2 separate regions of the Homo sapiens genome follow, and region 1 is linked to region 2. A link is an interaction called in ENCODE POLR2A ChIA-PET data of the cell type or tissue named here. Cell type or tissue: CD4-positive, alpha-beta T cell. All regions are shown on one strand. Each heading gives the region's core, and the rest is flanking DNA. Links, peaks and the distances in the headings are about the cores only.

Region 1 (9,670 bases), core at 1,586-6,585, 130 kb after region 2:
GAAGATAAATGCTAACCTACTACACCTGCAGATAATGATGGAAAACAAGAAAATGAGAGGTTGCAAATAAAAACATTCTTCTCATCTTTAAAGGGTTTTAATTATAAGAAAGTCACCAGGAATTCTCATTCCATAATATAATCAGTTTACCAATAAATATCATTTTCATCAGCTTTATAAAGAAATATGAAATGCCAGGCATGGTGGGTCACGCCTGTAATCCCGGCACTTTGGGAGGCCGAGGTCGGCGGATCATTTCAGGTCAGGGGTTCGAGACCAGCCTGGCCAACATAGTGAAACACCATCTCTACTAAAAAATAATACAAAAATTAGCCAGGCACGGTGGCGTGCTGTAATCCCAGCTACTCGGGAGGCTGAGGCAGGAGAACTGCTTGAACCTGGGAGGCAGACCTTGCAGTGCGCCAAGATCACACCACTGCACTCCAGGCTGGGGGACAGAGTGAGACTTTGTCTCAAAAAAAAAAAAAAAAAAACAAGAAATATGAAAAAGATGGCCGGGCATGGTGGCTCATGCCTGTAATCCCAGCACTTTGGGAGGCTGAGGCAGGCAGATCACTTGAGGTCAGGAGTTCAAGACCAGCCTGGCCAACATGGTGAAACCCTGTCTCTACTAAAAATACAAAAATTAGCTGGGCGTGATGGCGCGTCCCTGTAATCCCAGCTACCTGGGAGGCTGAGGCAGGAGAATCACTTGAACCCAGGAGGCGGAGGTTGCAGTGAGCTGAGATCATGCCACTGAACTCCAGCCTGGGTGACAGAGTGAGACTCTCAAAAAAAAAAAAAAAAGAAGAAGAAGAAGAGAAAGACCTAAATTCTAGGCCAGGCACAGTGGCTCATGCTTGTAATCCCAGCACTTTGGGAGGCGAAGGCTGGTGGATCACTTGAGGTCAGGAGTTCAAGACCAGCCTGGCCAACATGGTGAAACCCCGTCTCTACTAAAAAAATAAAAATACAAAAATTAGCTGGGTACGTGGTGGCACATGCTTGTAACCCTAGCTGCTCAGGAGGCTGAGGCAGGAGAATCGCTTGAACCCCAGAGGCAGAGGTTGCAGTGAGCCGAGATCACACCACTGCATTCCAGCCTGAGTAACAGAGTGAGACTCAAAAAAGGAACTAAAAAGGGGATTTCCTCAGGTCAAAATGGTGAATATGAAACCTTTCTCTAAGTCCGCTTTCTCAACAATTGGCACCACTGGCACCAATTTTCTACTTTAATCTAAAAACTCTCCCATAATTGTAAGACTTGATCACCATAAATTTTATTTTGAAAAAATGTTTTCATTTTGAAAAACCAATTAATTTTTTTAATAAAAAAAAGAAACCTCAAATTGGAACAACATAGAATTTCTGGAAATTTAAAAGACATTCTAAGTGGGAAATCAGAAGCCACATGATACCACAACTCCTCTTTACTACTATTAAAAGACAAAAGGTCCTCCAAATTGCTTAACATTAGTCATCAGCAGCAGCTGTAGATGTGGGAGTAGAGGGAGCTCAAAAGGAGCAGAGCTGGAATACATGTTTGTCTCCTCCTATTTTACTGCTAGCTCAGTAGTTAGAGCTGTCTGCGCCCTCCTCCTCGCACAGGTGGCTCTAACCCAAACCCAACTGAGCTAAATTATCCTCAGCTGTATTACTCTTCATAACGGATTTAAACAATACTGATAATTTTATTACCACCCCCTTACACACACATATAAAACTCCGGTCCTCAGCAAGCAGCTCAAGGGATTGGAGGCAGCTATTAGGCAAAAACAAAACCAGGCAATTAGGAGCAACTATATTCACTGATTCTAACCCATAAAGGGAGATTCCAAGCATATAGAAAAAGCAATTTCTAAAAACCTTGTTAACTTAAAAAATAATTAACTGATCAACTGTTATTTAACATAAACCTACTATGTGCCAATACTGATGATAAAAAATTATGAAAGATGGAATATTATTCAGACTTTAATAGTAAGAAAATTCTGACAGGTGCTATAACATGGATGAACCTTGAGGATATTATGCTAAGTGAAATAAGCCAGTCACAAAGAAACAAATACTATATCATTCCATTTATATGAGGCACCTAGACTAGTCAAATTTTACCAAAAGTAGACTGGTAGCAGCCAGAGGCTAGGGGGAAGAGGGAATGAGAGTTACTGATTAATGGGTACAGTTTCAGTTTGGGAAAATGAGAAAAGTTGTGGAGATGGATGCACAAGAATGTGAGTGTATTAATACCACTTCAAAATGGTTAAAATGGTAAACGTCATGTTATGTGCATTCTACTGAATTTTTGTTTTTTTTTTTTGTTTGTTTGTTTGTTTTTTGAGACGGGGTCTCGCTCCTTAGCCCAGGCTGGAGTGCAGTGGCGCTATCTCGACTCACTGCAAGCTCCGCCTCCTGGGTTCACGCCATTCTCCTGCCTCAGCCTCCCAAGTAGCTGGGACTACAGGCGCCTGCCATGGCGCCCGGCTAATTTTCTGTATTTTTAGTAGAGACGGGGTTTCACCGTGTTAGCCAGGATGGTCTCGATCTCCTGACCTCGTGATCCGCCCACCTCGGCCTCCCAAAGTGCTGGGATTACAGGCATGAGCCACCGCGCCCGGCCTGAAATTTTTTTAATTAATGCAATAAGAAAAAAAAAATGAAAGAAAAAGTTGATTTCTTGACCCAGCAAGAAGACTCTAGAAATACTGATCAAGGGGTAAAAATGCAAAGAATACCAATATCATGAAGGTTTTTAAAGAGCTAGTATAGATCTTACAGACATTAAAATTATAAGTCAAAAATATAGATGACCTTATGCCAATACATTTGAAAATTTAGGTAATAAATTTCTTGAAAAACAAGTTACCAAACAGACTCACACACAAAAAAGGAAAATTGACATAGTCCTGTAACTCTAAAAGAAATTGAGGTCATAATTTAAAATTCTCTCATAACAGAAAGGGTTTCATTTCTTATTTATTTCTGGTAGGAATGTAAACTGGTACAACTTCTTTAGAATACAGCATTATTTTGTAAAGTAGTACACTTGTCAATCCTATGATCCAGAAATTCAAGTACAAGAGAAATTCTTGCTCATGGTACATTAGAAAACACGTAGTATTCATAACAGTTAAGAAAATGGAAACAACCCAAATGCCATTAACAAGAGAATAAACTGTGATGTATTCACTAAATGTCTGTACTGCTGCAAAAATGTGTCAACTATATGCAATGATATGGATTAATCTTAGCAATATAATGTTAAGTAGAAAATTCCAGATTACATACAACATAAGATTCTTTTTTAATAAAAAATACAACTAATGCTAAAACAATATATTATTTAGACACACATATATATTTGATAACTATTTTTTGAAAAGTTTACTTTGGGAGGCTGAGGCAGGCAGATTGCTTGAGCCCAGGAATGAGACCAGCCTCACCTTTTAAAAAACTTTATTGTTTGCCATAGGAGGATGTGAAGTAACTGATTCTTACATATTGCTAGTGGGAGTATAAAAATCTGTTTAGCAAAATCTACTAAAACTGAACATAAGCACACCCTATGACCCAGCAGTCCACTCCTAAGTAATACCCAACACAAATGCATTTATAATGTGTACTAAAAGACATGTACAAGAATGTTTACAGCAGCATTATCTGTAAGTCCAAAAACCAGAAACAAACCTAAACATCAATCAACTACAGAATGGATAAATTGTAACACATTCACAGAATAGAATATGATACAGGCTGGGCACGGTGGCTCACGCCTGTAATCCCAGCACTTTGGGAGGCCGAGGCGGGAGGATCACGAGGTCAGGAGATCGAGACCATCCTGGCTAACACAGTGAAACCCCGTCTGTACTAAAAATACAAAAAATTAGCTGGGCGAGGTGGCGGGCGCCTGTAGTCCCAGCTACTCGGGAGGCTGAGGCAGGAGAATGGCGTGTACCCGGGAGGCGGAGCTTGCAGTGAGCCAAGATGGCGCCACTGCACTCCAGCCTGGGTGACAGCGAGACTCTGTCTCAAAAAAAAGAATATGATACAGCAATGAAAAAGGAGCTACTGATGATACAACAAGGATGAATTTCAAAAGCAATGCTAAGCAAAGAATGTCAGGTGCAAAATAGTGCATGCTGCATGTTTCCATTTATATGAACCTCATAATCGAACAAATCTCATCTATTGTGACATAAGTCAGAATACTGGTCTTGTGATATAAATCAGAATACTGGTCAGGGAGAGAATCTGGGTCAGAGCACAGGAGGGCTTCTAGGATCCTGATCTGAATAGTGGTTATATGGCTGTGTTCAATGTAAAAATTCATTACGTTGTACCCTTAAGGATTTTGCATTTTGTGTGTATTACACATCAAAAAAAAAAAAGTTTACCAAAAACAAAGAAAAAAACTAAAGATGTCCTTTTACCTCTTACCTTCACAGTTTAACTGATGCTATCCATTACCCTTAGCATGAATTGACTAACACCCCTAAATGAACACTGGTAGGCTAAAAGGCAACACTGGCGTACACGCAGGCTTTTCTCTTCCCACTATGCAATACTTACTAAGAGTCTAATCTATTTGTTGTTCTCAAACCTACTTAATGCCAGTTGTGCTCATAATTACAATTACATAATTGTCATGAAATATTAATACTGGCTGGGCATGGTGGCTGACACCTGTAATCCCAGCACTTTGGGAGGCCAAGGCAGGCAGATCGCTTGAGGTCAGGAGTTCGAGACCAGCCTGGCCAACGTGGTGAAACCCCCGTCTCTACTAAAAATACAAAAAAATTAGCTGGGTATGGTGGCATGCGCCTGTAATCCCAGCTACTTGGGAGGCTGAGGCAGGAGAATTGCTTGAACCTGGGAGGCAGAGGATGCAGTGAGCTGAGATCGTGCCACTGCACTCCAGCCTGGGCAACAGAGAAGACTCCGTCTCAAAAAAGACAGAAATATTAACACTTACATGGCCGGACGTGGTGGCTCATGCCTGTAATCCCAGCACTTTGGGAGGCCAAGGTAGATGGATCGCTTGATCCCAGGAGTTCGAGACGAGCCTGGGCAACATAGCAATACCCCATCTCTATAAAAAATGTAAAAATTAGCCAGGCACGATGGCACACGCCTGTAGTCCCAGCTACTCGGGAGGCTAAGGTAGGAGGATCACCTGAGCTGTGATAGCACCACTGCACTTCAGCCTCTGCAACAGAGTGAGACCCTGTCTACAAAAAAGAAAAGAAAAACAAAAGTAAATACATCAATAAACTATAAGAAAAATTATTTCTTTAAAAACTAAACAGAAGGCTCTAGAAGACTGAACCAATACAAATTATTTTTAAAACTGTCCTCAATTTAAGTGTGGGTGAGACACATATACAAGTTGGGAGGGAAATTAAAAATCTAAAAAAAGGGTTTGTACTCATTGCTTCAAGTCTCTAAGAGTTCTCACTCTGCTTAAAAAAACCGTAAATAGAAGTTGCAAGAATGTATCACAGGGTGTAATTAATGCCAAAAATATGAAGAATTCTAATCAGCAAACTCATACTAAATACATCAAAGATTGGTGAATAAATGTACATTTGTTTTAAGCTAAAATAAAATACTATGGGCCAGGTGTGGTGGCTCACTCCTGTTATCCCAGCACTTTGGGAGGCCAAGCGGGAGTGGATCATCCGAGGTCAGGAGTTCCAGACCATCCTGGCCAACACGGCGAAACCCCATCTCTACTAAAAGTACAAAAATTAGCTGGGCGTGGTGGTGGGTGCCTGTAATCCCAGCTACTTGGGAGGCTGAGGCAGGAGAATCACTTGAATCTGGTGGGGGGCGGAGGTTGCAGTGAGCCAAGATCTCGCCACTTCACTCCAGGCTGGGCAAAAGAGCAAAACTCCATCTCAAACAAACAAAACAAATAAAAAATACTATGGTACGTATGTATCATTTTTTATTTCCTGCTTTAATCAACTTTCCCAATTAACAGTAAACACTATATAAGATATAATAGTAACAGATAAGAGAACTATAATCACAGAAACTTTGCCCTAATAACTTTTGGCAAACTAATACAATCTACTAGACAGATAAAACAAAAATACTAACTGTCAACAAGTCTACCTATTATAATGACAAAAGATAAATCAAACTGACCAAAGCTGAGACTGTTGTGCTTAAAAGCATATGCCTCTGGGGCCACATTAGCTATTCTCATTAATCAAAAGGGCACCATGGTTCCCTATGCAGGTATGTTCTGGTTAATATCACAGATGTCTCAGAAGAAGATGGCTGCTGAACGGACTACATGGGGCTGAGGAACAAAGGTCTGAGTATCACTGAAGTAGAAAAATAATGGTCTGAGTTTGTTTTTTTTGTTTGTTTGTTTGTTTGTTTTGAGACAGAGTCCCGTTCTGTTGCCCAGGCTGGAGTGCAGTGGCAGGATCTCAGCTCACTGCAACCTCCACCTCTCGGGTTCAAGTGATTCTCCTGCCTCAGCCTCCCGAGCAGCTGGGATTACAGGCGCATACCACCATGCCTGGCTAATTTTTGTATTTTTAGTAGAAATGGAGTTTCGCCATGTTGGCCAGGCTGGTCTCAAACTCCTAACCTCAAGTGATTTGCCCGCCTTGGCCTCCCAAAGTGCTGAGATTACAGGAGTGAGCCACTGCGCCTGGTCTGAGTTCTCTTAATAGAAAAAACAAGAGATTTTTACTAATAAATTTGCCCTCAGAGTTAAACTTTTCTCCGTAACATAATATTTAAAATGCCTTCCCTGACTCTGATATAAATCATAGGTTTCTCAGAAAAAAACAATAAAATTCATGTTACACAACAACATCCATTTAGGTGAATTTGGGTACGACAGTTACTTACAGGGTTTCTTTAAATCCATTGATTGAAAGCATCAGAGGACTCTCAGTGATAGAACTTTAAACTTTCTCATTTCATTCATTATTCAACTAATATTCATTGAATGCTTATAATTTTCTAAGCTTTGTGAGAGTTTGGGTGGGAGGATGATGCTCTTTCAGTTTCATGGAAGAATTATGGTATATCAGAATGCAAGGAGGCTTCAATATGAGAGCAGGTTGTGGAAAAGTGGGGACCAAGCCACTTAACTATTCAACTGTTTGACAATAAAGGGATTTTAAAAAATAGAGTATTAGGCCAGGCGCGGTGGCTCACGCCCGTAATCCTAGCACTGTGGGAGATCAAGGCAGGAGGATCACTTGAGGTCAGGAGTTCGAGACCAGCCTGGCCAACATGGGGAAACCCTGTCTCTACTAAAACTACAAAAATTATCTGGTGTGGTGGTGCGTGCCTGTAGTCCTGGCTACTCGGGAGGCTGAGGCAGGAGAATCGCTTGAACCCATGAGGCAGACACTGCAGTGAGCCGAGATCGCACCACTGCACTCCAGCCTGGGCAACAGAGACTTCATCTCAAAAAAAAAAAACAAAAACAGTATTAACCAGAGTGCTAGCAAGGCAAAGCAAAAGGGGTTTTCCCCCAAATAGGGAAGACTTTTTTCTTTGAAAAGGGATGAGGACATAAAACATAAAACAGAGAAAGGTAATACTTATTGGAGTAGAAAATAAGGGAGGAGCAACATACAAAGGTAATCAAAGACCAAATTAATCTTACATTCACATAGTCACAGTCAATTAAAAAAATTTTTTTTTTTTTTTAAATAGGGTCTGGTTCTGTTTCCCAGGCTGGAGTGCTGTGGCACGGTCTTGGCTCACTGTAACCTCCATCTCCTGGGCTCAAACGATTCTCCTACCTAAGCCTCCTGAGTAGCTGGGAATACAAGCACACGCCACCACATGCAGCTAGTTTTTGTATCTTTTGTAGAGATGGGGTTTCACAATGTTGCCTTGCGCAGGCTGATCTCGAACTCCGGAGCTCAAGTTCAAGCGGTCTGCCCATCTTGGCCTCCCAAAGTGCTGGGATTACAGGCGTGAGCCACCATGCCAACCCTAATCTTTATTGAATGCTTACTATAGGCCAGGAACTATACTAATAATGCAATTTTATATGCATTATCAAAAATCTTCACAAAAACTCTGTTAGGTAAAAGAAACATACTTCTGAAACAAACAAAAAGACAAAAATAACTAGAGGGAAGATTAAGGAGGTCATACCAAATGACTGCAACTTTTTAGTTATGGAAACAGAAGGAAAAAAAAGCAGGAAGGCTTGAGGGCTTGAGAGGAACAGATAAGAAACTAACATTTACTGCCTACTATGTGCCAGCCACTGTAACATCCATTACATACATGTCATGTAATTCTGTGAAGTACTTATCATTCATTTAACTGAAGAACTTGAGGTTTGCGAGTTTCCCAAGAACAAAGAGCTGGTAAGTGGTGAGGTGGTGATTCAAACCTAGCTCCATGAAACTACAAATTATATTTCTTTCTGCTATATCAACATCAGGAATGTGCTAGAGAATAAATATGAGATGAATAAAAAGATCATAAAGCAGCAAAGGCCCAGTTAAAATCACACAGCATGAAATTAGAGCAGATAATGCCAACTCTGTGCCCTCTGCTCCCTGAGTTCAGCCACCCAGGTAAAAAGCATTTAACATTAGGAAGTTGCCTGAATTGCAACGAATTTATATGTACATTTAAGGACTAATATAGGGCAGAAGAGTTTTACCTCCCTTCAAATTATCATTATTGTTCTTTACAAAAATGAATACCTACAAAATATTAGGCACTGGATAGCTTACAGGACTTGCTACCCAAATATTTGAAGCTACAGTTTAGGTAGCGTACATAGTCCAAATTCAACACTAATCTGAGGAAGTATCTAATGTCAATCAAAATATCAGAAAATATCCACCTAAGAGTAACTTTTCTTTGTTTTCAAAACTGACTTTATTTAAATGAATAGGCCCTAAAACTAACAGACACTGGATTATTGTCAAAAATGATAACACAGATCTGTTTACTTCACCTTTTTATGATGTAGGGGAAAACCTTTTAGACTTTAAAATGGACCAGAATTAGGCATCTTCGATGGAAACTAGGCATTGCATAATGTGTACCCTTCCTAGTTATCTGATTCTGTGGGATTTGTATCCCTCATGGTCTTTGAGCTATTTTACAACTGTAAATTGTAGATAAGTGGTAGCAGTGCAAAGGTTGTTTTTTTTTTTTTTTTTTTTTTTTTTTGAGACAAAGTCTTGCTCTGTTGCCCAGGCTGGAGTGAGTGGTGTCATCTCCACTCACCACAACCTCTGCCTCCCAGGTTCAAGAGATTCTCCTGCCTCAGCCTCCCATGTAGCTGGGATTACAGGCGCACGCCACCATGCCCAGCTAATTTTTGTATTTTTAGTAGAGACGGGCTTTTGCTATGTTGGCCAGGCTGGTCTTGAACTCCTGACCTCATGATCCGCCCGCCTCGGCCTCCCAAAGTGCTGGGATTATAGGCGTTAGCCACCGCACCCGGCCAATGCAAAGAATTTTTACGTATACACGTGCAAATAAATTCTATCAGTGTAAGGGGCAACAATTTTTCCTGGTGGAAAAAGCCAGTTTTGGATTGGTCTGTAAATTAATTTCAAGCATTCTTTTTTCCTTTTGAATCAGGGTCTCATTCTGTGGCCCAGGCTTGTGTGCAGTGGTACAATTACAGCTTGCTGCAGCCTTTAATTCCTGAGTTCAA
Region 2 (9,670 bases), core at 1,991-6,990:
CTGCCCCCAGCCTGCAGAGGGAGACCGGGAGGTCAGAGGAGCAGGCCGAGGAGAGGCCTGCCCCAGGGATCCAGCCTATCCTCTCTGAGAGTCAGGAGCCAGGTCCTCCTTTGCTTCCAGGCTCCCTGCCCTGAGCCAGCGGGCCGCATGGAGTCCGTGGGGAGGCTGCCACCCTGCCTTCACTCTGAGGTTGGGCCGAACAGCAGATGGCAGCACACCTGGCAACGCTGAGTTCTAGGGCTGGTACTCAGACCCCTGTGCCTTCTTCCTGGGTCCACTGGACTGTGCCAGAGCCATGGCAGCCAATAAGCACCATCTCCAGGCTGTGGGGGTCCCAGGGCAAGGCCAGGCCCCCTGACCCTGGTGGGGGCTCTCCAGTGCTGGTAGCCTCAGCCTGGCTCACAGGCTCTGCGGGCCCAGTCCTAGCCCCTTCCTCAGAAGGAGGAGGGGAGGCAGGGGTGCTGGGCTCAGAGCAGAGGTCTCCTGAGGCAGGGGGCTCTGAGTCTGAGGTGGAGGTCCAGAAAGCTGTGGCTCGAGGCCAGGGGGAGCTCTGAGACGCTGGGGGACCCCAGGGCCAGGGTGCCATGAGGGGAGGAGGCCCCGGACGAGGGTGGGGCCAAGTCCCACTCAAGACAGAGCCAGCTGGGGGCTGCAGGCAGTAGGAGGATGCCCCAGTGTCCACACACAGAGGCTGCAGAAGCCCGGAGGTGCTGGCTGGGCACGGCCCCTCTCCCGATGCCCGAGGGCACGGACCCTCCCTGTGGGGCGCCAGGACAAGCTGCACAGCCTGGCGAAGTGACTGCAGTCCTTCCCGCATCTGCAGCACCTGCTCTGACAGCTCTGTCACCTTTGGGGGAGGGAGGAGGCGAGGTCAGAATGGAGTCAGCCATGGAGTGCCTTCCCCTGGTGCCCCCCTCACCTCCACCTTCCCCCTCACCCACCGCCTGCCGAAGCTTGTCCAGTGTGTCTGTGTTCCTTGCCTCGCTGGGCCCATGGGGAACAGTGAGCAGGCCGCTCTCTGTGGGTAGTAGGATGGGGTTATCAGCTGGGGCTGGTAAGAGGAGATAGGCAATTTGGGGGTCTAGGCCTTGCCCCAGTTAGAGCACATTGACCTGGTAGGACCTGACTCCTAGGATCATCTCTTCTGGCCTTGCCCAAGGTGCTGAATTTTGCCCAAACTTCCAGGGGCAGGGAAAACACCACCCAGCAGCCCTCAGCCACACTGCCTAGTGCTCTCCTTCCCCTCAAAAAGTTGTTCTTTGTGCCTGTCCCTTGCTCTGTCCTCCAGGCAAATGGACATTCCTAGGAGCTCATTACCTTGTCCACTTCCCTGGCCTGGAGACATTTTCACCCCTGGATCCCCAGCCCTCTATCCCTTCAGTTAGCCAGAGATTGGGCTAAGGCTTTCAGTTACATTATATAACGTAAACATCAACCCATTTTTTTACAGACAGGAAGCTGGGGCCAGAGAAGCCAAATTCACACTGCTAGAAAGCTGACAGAGCAAGGATATAAACCCAGTTCCTGGCTGCGTCGAAATTAAAGTGCTGGTCTTCACCACCAAACTCCCCTGCCCGCACGACACCAAGGGGTAGTGGGGTGAGACGGCCTCCAGGCAGTCTGCCAGTTTCTCTAACATTGAAGGCTCAGAGGTCAACAGTGCTTGAGGTTCACAAGGCAAAGGGGCTGCCCCACCAACCTAGACCATCCCGGGGCCCTGGTACCTGGTCCAGGGGAGGGGCTGCTGCTACATTCCGGGCCAGACTGGCCCACGCGGAAAGAGAACTTGGGCTGGTCCGAGCCACAGCCGTCTTCAATGCCATCTACTACCCTGTGAACCCAGGTACCAGGACAACAAATCAATGGACAGGCAGCCACTGTGGGGTCATACGGGACGGGATGCCCCAGCGTCCACACACACAGGCTGCAGGAGCGTGGAACTGACCAGGAGCCCAGGAGAAAGCTAACATGGGGTCCCTTCCCCTAGGAGCTTACAGTTTAGCTGGGGGGCCAAGCTTGAGCAGCATGAGATGCAAGAGTTCAGAGCAGCGTGTGCCACACACCACACAGTGGAGTGGGACAGCAGGAGAAAGGAGGAGCACAGAAGGCTTCCTGGAGGAGGCAGGCTTGGCCCACATAGACTAGCGGGAGTTAAGATGGTTAGATGGGCACCTAGGGCAGGGTGCGCCTGCCCAGGGCCTCAGCCTCATCACCACCATCTCTGCCACGGGGGCCTAGGGTCTGCTCACCTGGGGCTCAGATCTGGGGGCACATTCCATGGCATGGGGGGCAGCCGTAGCCCCTCTAGGGCCCGTGGGGGAGCAGAGGGGCCAGCCTCAGCCTTCAAAGCCCCTGCCCTGCCTGGCCTCCCTCTGCCACCTAGACGAGGCCGGGGTGCTGTTCGACGTGGGGATAGCAGCTTGGCAGCTGAGGATGAGGAGGTGCAGCCAGGGGACAGCAGGGGGCTGGAGGGCTCATCAGCTGGGGCTGGGGAGACCGTGGGGCCCTGCTCCCCATCTGTCTCCTTCTCCTCCAGCGTGGACATAAGGGTATTGTCGCCGCTCAGGGAGCTGGTGTCCACCTAGGGATAGTGAGGGACAGGGAATCGGCATGGATGGTCACTATTGTGTCCCACTCACCTCCCCTACCAAGGCTTCATCTACCCTGGAAGGGATGAGCCATCTTTGTTAGAATAGCCAACATCTATTCTAACTGAAGGTCCTATAGATGATACTATCTTTTTTTTTTTTTTTTGAGACAGAGTCTTACTCTGTCGCCCAGGCTGGAGTGCAGTGGTGTGATCTCGGCTCGCTGCAAGCTCCACCTCCCGGGTTCATGCCATTCTCCTGCCTCAGCCTGTAGCTGGGACTACAGGCGCCCGCCACCACACCCGGCTCATTTTTTTTTTTTTTTTTTGTATTTTTAGTAGAGACGGCGTTTCACCGTGTTAGCGAGGATGGTCTTGATCTCCTGACCTCGTGATCCACCCGCCTCAGCCTCCCAAAGTGCTGGGATTACAGGCGTGGGCCACCGCGCCCGGCCAGATGATACTATCTTAATCTATAATCTATCTAAAGCCACCAAAGCCCTGGAGGTGTTAACTACCTCTCAAAATTCTAGCCAAATACGGACACCACCACTCCTCTACCAGGTCCCTCAGCCTAATTAAACTATCCAAGAGAATGCGGCGCTAAAAATTGGTTTGGAATTAGTGACAATCCAGGGAAATTCAAAAGCCCCTCAGAACAATCCTGTTTCACCATGAAAAAACACAGGGGGCCACCAGGCTCTCTTCAGAAGCAACCTGAAGAGCTGGTGCCTGTCTCTGCCCTGCTCAGCCCCTGACCCCCAGGAGCCACCCCTCCCTGTGCCAGCACTGATGCATTCATCTACCTTCACTAAGATTCCTCTGGACAGGGTAAGGCTGCCTCAGACAGGCCAAGGAGAGCTGGCAGGGGTGGCTGCACATGCTGGGCTGGGCACATGAGTGTGGAAGGGCAGAGAGGGTGTAGACCCCTGCCCAAGGTGGGAGCTTTCATACCAGGCCACACTTCACACACAGCTCTCCACCATCCCCAGCCTCTGCCCACTTCACCAGGCTCCCTGGCACCCCCATCCCCTCCAAGCACATACTCAGCACACTCACCTCTGCAGAGCCTCCCCCAGCACCCAGGTTGTAGCTGAGCTCCCCTCGGAGGCCACGACTGAAGCGCGGGGCAAACTCGGGGTACAGCGCAAGGCTGTCGTGCAGGCCAGCCAGCTGCAGACACTGCAGGACGCAGTACGTCAGCCCCTTCACGTCGGCATTGGCCTTTACCACCTGCTCCCGCCGGGGCAGCTCACAGCCGATCAGGTCGCCCTTCCCTGGGGAGAGGAAGTAGAGGTCAGCAAGCCCTGAGAGCTTCAGCCATGAGGAGAGAAGAGGGGGCTGCAGGTTGCTGAGATTCCCTTCAGAGCTGGGCTGGGCCTCTGTAGCTGAAGCCTTGAAGCCAGCAGAGAGAGGAGCAAAGAGGCCTGGGACATGGCCTGACGCCTGCAGCCTGTCTCACTGGCTCCCACATGGGCTTGGGGTAAAGAGCTCTGTGACCCAGGCCCTCAAACACATTCAGGATCAAAACCACTGTGCCAGAAAACCTGAATTATAGCCCTGAGAGAGACTGAACATCAGTTCTAGTGTTTCACAGCTGGCTATGTTGATTAGAATCCCCTGCAAAAGTCAGAACAAACACCCAGGCCCTATCTCTACCTACAGCGTCACAGTATCTATGGGAGACCCCACAGTCTGATTGTTTTTAAGTCCCACAGGTGATTCAGATGCAGCTTGTCCAGGAATCAGTGTTTGGAACCAGCAAATTAGAGCCCTGTGTGGCATAGGGAAAATGCCAGGCAGCCAGGCTTACCTTCCTGAGCCCTAGCTGCCTCTGCTCTACAAGAGATGCTGCATTTAACTGAGTCTAGGGAATATTCTTGATCTCACCAGAAGGGGTCAATGGAGGTTTTCCCACAGGCAGGTTAAGACTGCCACCTGGCTGACAGTAATTATTAAATGGCATCAATTAGAGCCTGCGGTGTAATCTCAGAGATGTTAGATTGGGTAGGGTGGGTGAGATGTGTGTCTTAGAATCAATGAAATAGGGTGTGTCTGTCCAGGGACATGTTGAGGCTAAATTAGAGTTAATGTAGATAAAGTGCCTCACACAAAGACGACCAAAAAGAAATCATTTTCTTCCTTTCCCTCCCAGATAGAACCCCCTATAAATCATTCCTGCCAGGCACAATGACTCCCAGCACTTTGGGAGGCCATGGCAGGAGGATCGCTTGAGCTCAGGAGTTTGAGACCAGCCTGGGCAACATGGCAAAACCCTGTCTCAAACAACAACAACAACAGCAGCAAAAATTAAGCTCGGTGTGGTGGTGTGCACCTGCAATCTCAGCTATTCTGGAGACTGAGGTGGATGGATCACTTGAGCCCAGTAGGTCGAGGCTGCAGTGAGCCGAGATCACACCACTGCACTCCAGCCTGGGCGACAGTGAGACCTGGTCTCAAAAAAAAAAATTCATTTCCAACAGGGATAGGCACGCAGTCCGGGCTTGGGCAGAGCACTCACTACCCTCAAGGCAGCTCAACCACCGCCAGGCAGTTCAGACTGTTAGAAAGTGTTTCAAAAAGGATGGCCCTGCTATGGACTACCTCACACTGCCAGCAGCACACACTGAGCTCACGTCTCCTCTACATGTTCCTGGACTTTTGCTCCAACTTAAGTATAGAATGCACCCCAACTTAAGTATAGTTTAACACTTGATTTTCTTGGTTTCAGGCCATCCTTCTGGGTCGTTTTGAGTGCTGTTTGGATCTCAATGTGATCATCTGGGGAATGTGCTCTCTTTTCATTGGCGTCATCTGAAATAGAATAAGCACGTGCTTCTTGTCTTCATCTAAGAGGTGGGAGAAAATGAGAAACAGGACAGGACCGAGGGCAGAGTCTCAGGACCAGAGACTGCCCACCAGGTGCAGCTCATCAAACTACTTCCTTCCTCACAACGGACTTTGCGTATGCTTAGCTTCCAGCAGTTCATCAACAGAGGCAAGCGCCAGAACCCAGAGCTGCCTGAAGCAGACAGGATGCACTTGGATGTTCGAGTAAAAAGGTAGGTGAGGAGAGGGTAGGTATGAAGGCAAAGCAGAGAACCCGACCATGATTGGGGTCGGGGAACCAGGCATTCACCAGGGCATCTAGAGCCTCCAAGTCAACAGGGAAGTAGTTCACCCAAAACATATAGAAGGTGACAGGATGGATCAACGGTGGCATAAGTCCTGGTGCTAGGGACATTGTAGAGGCAAAGGCCCAGGGCACAGGCTGTAGCCATTCTTGTGGCACTGAATACTGCACACTGAACATGGCTATTCTGAGACGTGGTGCCTGGCACCAGCAAAGGCATGCTCTGAGAGGACCTGTGCCAGCTCCCAGCCACACAACTCCCTCGGCTCCAGGCTGGAAACCATCTGTTTCGTAATCCACTCGTCAATCCTGCTTTGGGTTCACCAGTCTACAGTGGTGAAAATCTGTCCTTGTGCCCTTCGGAATCTCTCCAAGGATTGCCAGCTACACTTAACTGGCATAACTCCATTTTCTCATGCTGGCATAAACCGCATGTAGGCACCAAAGCTGGACTCATGAAAGATGTAAAACAAAGGGTGTGAACAGCCTGTCCCCACTCTTGGGGTCTAAGACCCCGATGGCATTTTTTTCCTCTTGTTTCCAGCTGGAAGGTCATCCTCTTCAAGGGAGCAAGGATGGACACACAGTAGCTGCGTCTGGTGACACCGCCCCACCTTCCTGGCCCTTTCCTGCTTCTCATCTTGATTGTGGATTGCCAGATGAATGAGAAACCTCAGCCCCAGGGCTTCAGCAGTCCCCACAGTGAATCTACACGTGCCTTGGCTGCCTGAGGATTCGATGTCGTCAGCAGTGGTCAGGTCACCACCTCCCCACATGTACAAGTCCTTGACTACCCACACCGGTCACATGTTCCCCGCCCTCTAGGGTCACGGTGATAGTCTCTTGCAGCCATAGAGCTCTGCTCCTCTTTAGTGGCTTTTCTTTTTTTTTTTTTTTTTTTTTTTTGAGACAGAGTCTCGCTTATCGCCCAGGCTGGAGTGCAGTGGTGCAATCTTGGCTCACTGCAGTCTCCATCTCCTGGGTTTAAGCAATTCTTCTGCCTCAGCCTCCCAAGTAGCCTGGATTACAGGTGTCCACCACCACACCCGGCTAATTTTTGTATTTTTAGTAGATACAGGATTTCACCACGTTGGCCAGGCTGGTCTTGAACTCCTGACCTCAAGTGATCTGCCTGCCTCGGCCTGCCAAAGTGCTGGAATTATAGGCTTGAGCTACCGCGCCCGGTCCTTTAGTGGCTTTTCACAGACACAGCCCCATGTTTCCCTGAGAGTTAGAATGTGCTCCCAACTCTCCAAATCCTAGAGTGCAGGTCCAACCCTCCTAACGATGGCTTCCTCCCTGCCAGTCCCAATTCCCCCCAGAGCACCTGGGAGCCCTGTGGAAGAAGCATGAGACTTGGCGCCAGGTGGATGGGGCTCCAGCCCCGGCTGGCCGATTCCTAGCTGTTCATTAACCTCTCTGACCTTGGTCTCCTGCTATGCAAAATAGGAATAATGGGTTTTGTGAGGTTAGAGTGAGACAAAGCAGTAAGGAGCTGGGACAGGGCTAGTCACGCTGTGAGCCCCCTGTTATCAGCACTACTATTGTGTCCATTCCACACCTGCAATTTCTTCATCTGCGTCTAGGGAACTGATTTCCTTTTTCACCTCCTTCTTTTCCCAGGAAGGGAAGTATATACACTGTAGATACCATTTCATCAGAATGAGTCTCCCTGACTGTTTGGAGACTGAGCTCTGTCACCCATCTGGGCTCTGGGCCTGCTCTGTGATCTGCCTCAGGAAAGTCACATCTCACTGTTCCTGGGGGACCACAAAGACAGCTTTTGTTCCTCCCCTTTTTAGCCCTGCCTGACACTCTCCCCAGCACTTCCATCCCTAGCTTCTGATTTTCCTCCTGAAGGAAGGGCAGCTCCCCTCTGTCCCCCATAGACTGGCTCCTTTCAAAGGCTGGCCCTCCACTCGCTCGGCCCCAGGGACACCTGCGAGATCGTGTCCACCTACTTACGCTGCCACCTTGCAGTCACTGGGGCTTCTCTGAGCTTTGACCAGGACTCCATAACTACTCCTGACTCCACCCTGGCTGTTTCTCTCTCAGTGGCCTTGTGGAGGTCCCCTCTCCAGGTTTTCCACAGATCAGGGCCATGGTCTCACACACACGTGCCCCCACGCCCTCTCTCCCACCCTCACAAACCTAGGATGGCGAGCACGGTGCCACCCTTGAGCACCTCCATGGAGCCAGAGCAGACAAAGTAGAGGGCCTGCAGGGCATCGCCTTGGTGGATGAGGTACTCGCCCGGCGTGCAGAAGGCGGGCCGCAGGGCCAGAGACAGTGCCCGCAGGCAGCCGCGGCTGGCCGCCTCAAACAGTGGCAGCTGCAGGACCTCCTTGTGCAGGTGCATGGCGATGTCTGCGCGCAGCTCGTCAGGGAGGCTCTGCAGCAGCTGCAGGTGAGCAGGTGCGGGGGTGGGGGGGTTGGGAGTGGCAGAAGAGGAGGTGGCCTCCAGCCAGCCCCTCTCCACCCTGGCAGGCCTCAGGAACAGGGGAGGCATGGGAGGGACCTGAGGCCTCTCTCACAACTCCAAGCTCCACACAGGGTGGCAGCGAGGGGGCTTCCTCCACCTCCCTCTCAATCACTTTAGCGCCCAGAGCAGCCCAGCTTCCCACCTCAGTGAGTACCAAGCCCCCAGACCTAACTGCGGTTCAGAGGGCCCTCCAAGCCTTCTTAGCTGCCCTCTGTCCCATGCCGCTGTCCCCTCAAGAGAGAAGGGAGGCACAGGGGCCAAAATTCTGCATTCATCCTCCCCCACTCCTGATAATTCTAGGCTATTGCAAACCCCCTGAGGGAGCAAAGGCTAGCAGGCCCAGCCCCGGAGGCCGCACCTCGGTGGTGTCGATGCCATTGTTCACCGCCCAGGTGGCCTGGAAGTACTCCAGCATGCGCTGCTTGAGGGGCTTGGGGATACGGTGGATGCGGATGTAGTCGCGCAGGTCGCGCGTGCGGCTGTGGTACAGAAAGCGGCGGGCGTACATGCGCTGGATGATGGCCGTCACGTTCCCAAACACCACCGCGTGCATCAGGGCTGGGGGAGGGTGACGAGAGGGGGTCACCTAGGGGACCTGGCCCGGCCTGACACCACGCTGGGCTCATCTGTCCTCGGCCCGCACGCTCCTAGGCAAGGCCTGAAGGCCGCTGTGCGGGCGAAGTCTCCCCCACCCCCGGCCTCGGGTTCCGCGGCCACCTAAAGCGGAAGAGCCCCCGGCCTCAGGCCCTCCGGGGAGTGGGACGGCGCCGCCTGCGGGCAGAAGTCTGGGAGTGGCCCCGGGAAGACGCGCGCGGCCGGGCTCACCGCCGATGAGCATGGTGCAGATGGAGAAGATCTTCTCGGTGTCCGTGTTGGCGGACACGTTGCCGAAGCCCACGCTGGTGAGGCTGCTGAGTGCGAAGTAGAGGGAGGTGATGTAGGCGCTGCGCAGCGACGGGCCGCCCAGCAGCTCCAGCCCCGTCCCGTTGGCCTCGCTGCTGCTGCTGCAGTTGTCACTCTGGCCGGAGCTGTTCCCTCCAGCTGGCCTCCGGCCCACCAGGTAGTAGGGAGTCTCCAGTCGGCGGGCCAGCTCCTGCAGCCAGCCTGAGGGGGGAACAGCAGGGCCTGAGCAGGCAGGAAGACTGTGGGCGAGGATGCCGGGCCCTGGGGGTGGGGACACGCAGACACAGACCCAGCCCCATGGCTTCCCGCCGCTTTGCCCCTTCACTGCCAGCCTAGCACACCCCTCTCCACCCCCTCAACCCTCAGAAGAGTCTGCCATTTCCCCAGCCAGCTCCTATTGGCACTGAGGATGACACAAGGGAAATCACACCCCTTCCCCCATGGCTGGCACCCATCCCAGGTAACGGGCCCAGTCGGAGGGCCTGGCTGGCGTGGGCAAAAGGACTGGGGTGCTCACTGCATTCAACCACAGCCTCAACCCCAAAAGATGGATGGTGAGGCCACC

Evidence for each region. Peaks named below come from ENCODE experiments on the same cell type or tissue, not always from the same donor. Only the 100,000 strongest peaks of a DNase experiment are listed, where the experiment ranks them.
Region 1: POLR2A ChIA-PET joins it to region 2 with 10 read pairs; 4 of 35 experiments call an interaction of 5 or more read pairs at or near these places.

The regions. Positions count from the first base shown.
Region 1 is chr12:49,420,924-49,430,593 of GRCh38, reverse strand. The region is part of intron 2 of SPATS2 (spermatogenesis associated serine rich 2); the gene reads right to left. Among named protein-coding and RNA genes, the nearest start is that of SPATS2, 58 kb to the right of the region's middle. RefSeq lists a silencer at 1,454-1,748. In CD4-positive, alpha-beta T cell, for the core only: no CTCF peak of the experiment used is centred there; no DNase peak of the experiment used is centred there.
Region 2 is chr12:49,548,531-49,558,200 of GRCh38, reverse strand. It overlaps KCNH3 (potassium voltage-gated channel subfamily H member 3), which reads right to left. Exons shown (of 15, transcript NM_012284.3): 8 at 9,028-9,306; 9 at 8,561-8,760; 10 at 7,872-8,121; 11 at 3,647-3,864; 12 at 2,250-2,581; 13 at 1,725-1,831; 14 at 942-1,018; 15 at 1-847. The coding sequence ends at 248. LOC105369761 (a long non-coding RNA gene) reads left to right here and starts at 5,002. Exons shown (of 3, transcript XR_007063298.1): 1 at 5,002-5,649; 2 at 6,265-6,478; 3 at 7,344-7,920. In CD4-positive, alpha-beta T cell, for the core only: a CTCF peak has its summit at 4,480 (motif pointing right); a DNase peak (open chromatin) is centred at 4,500.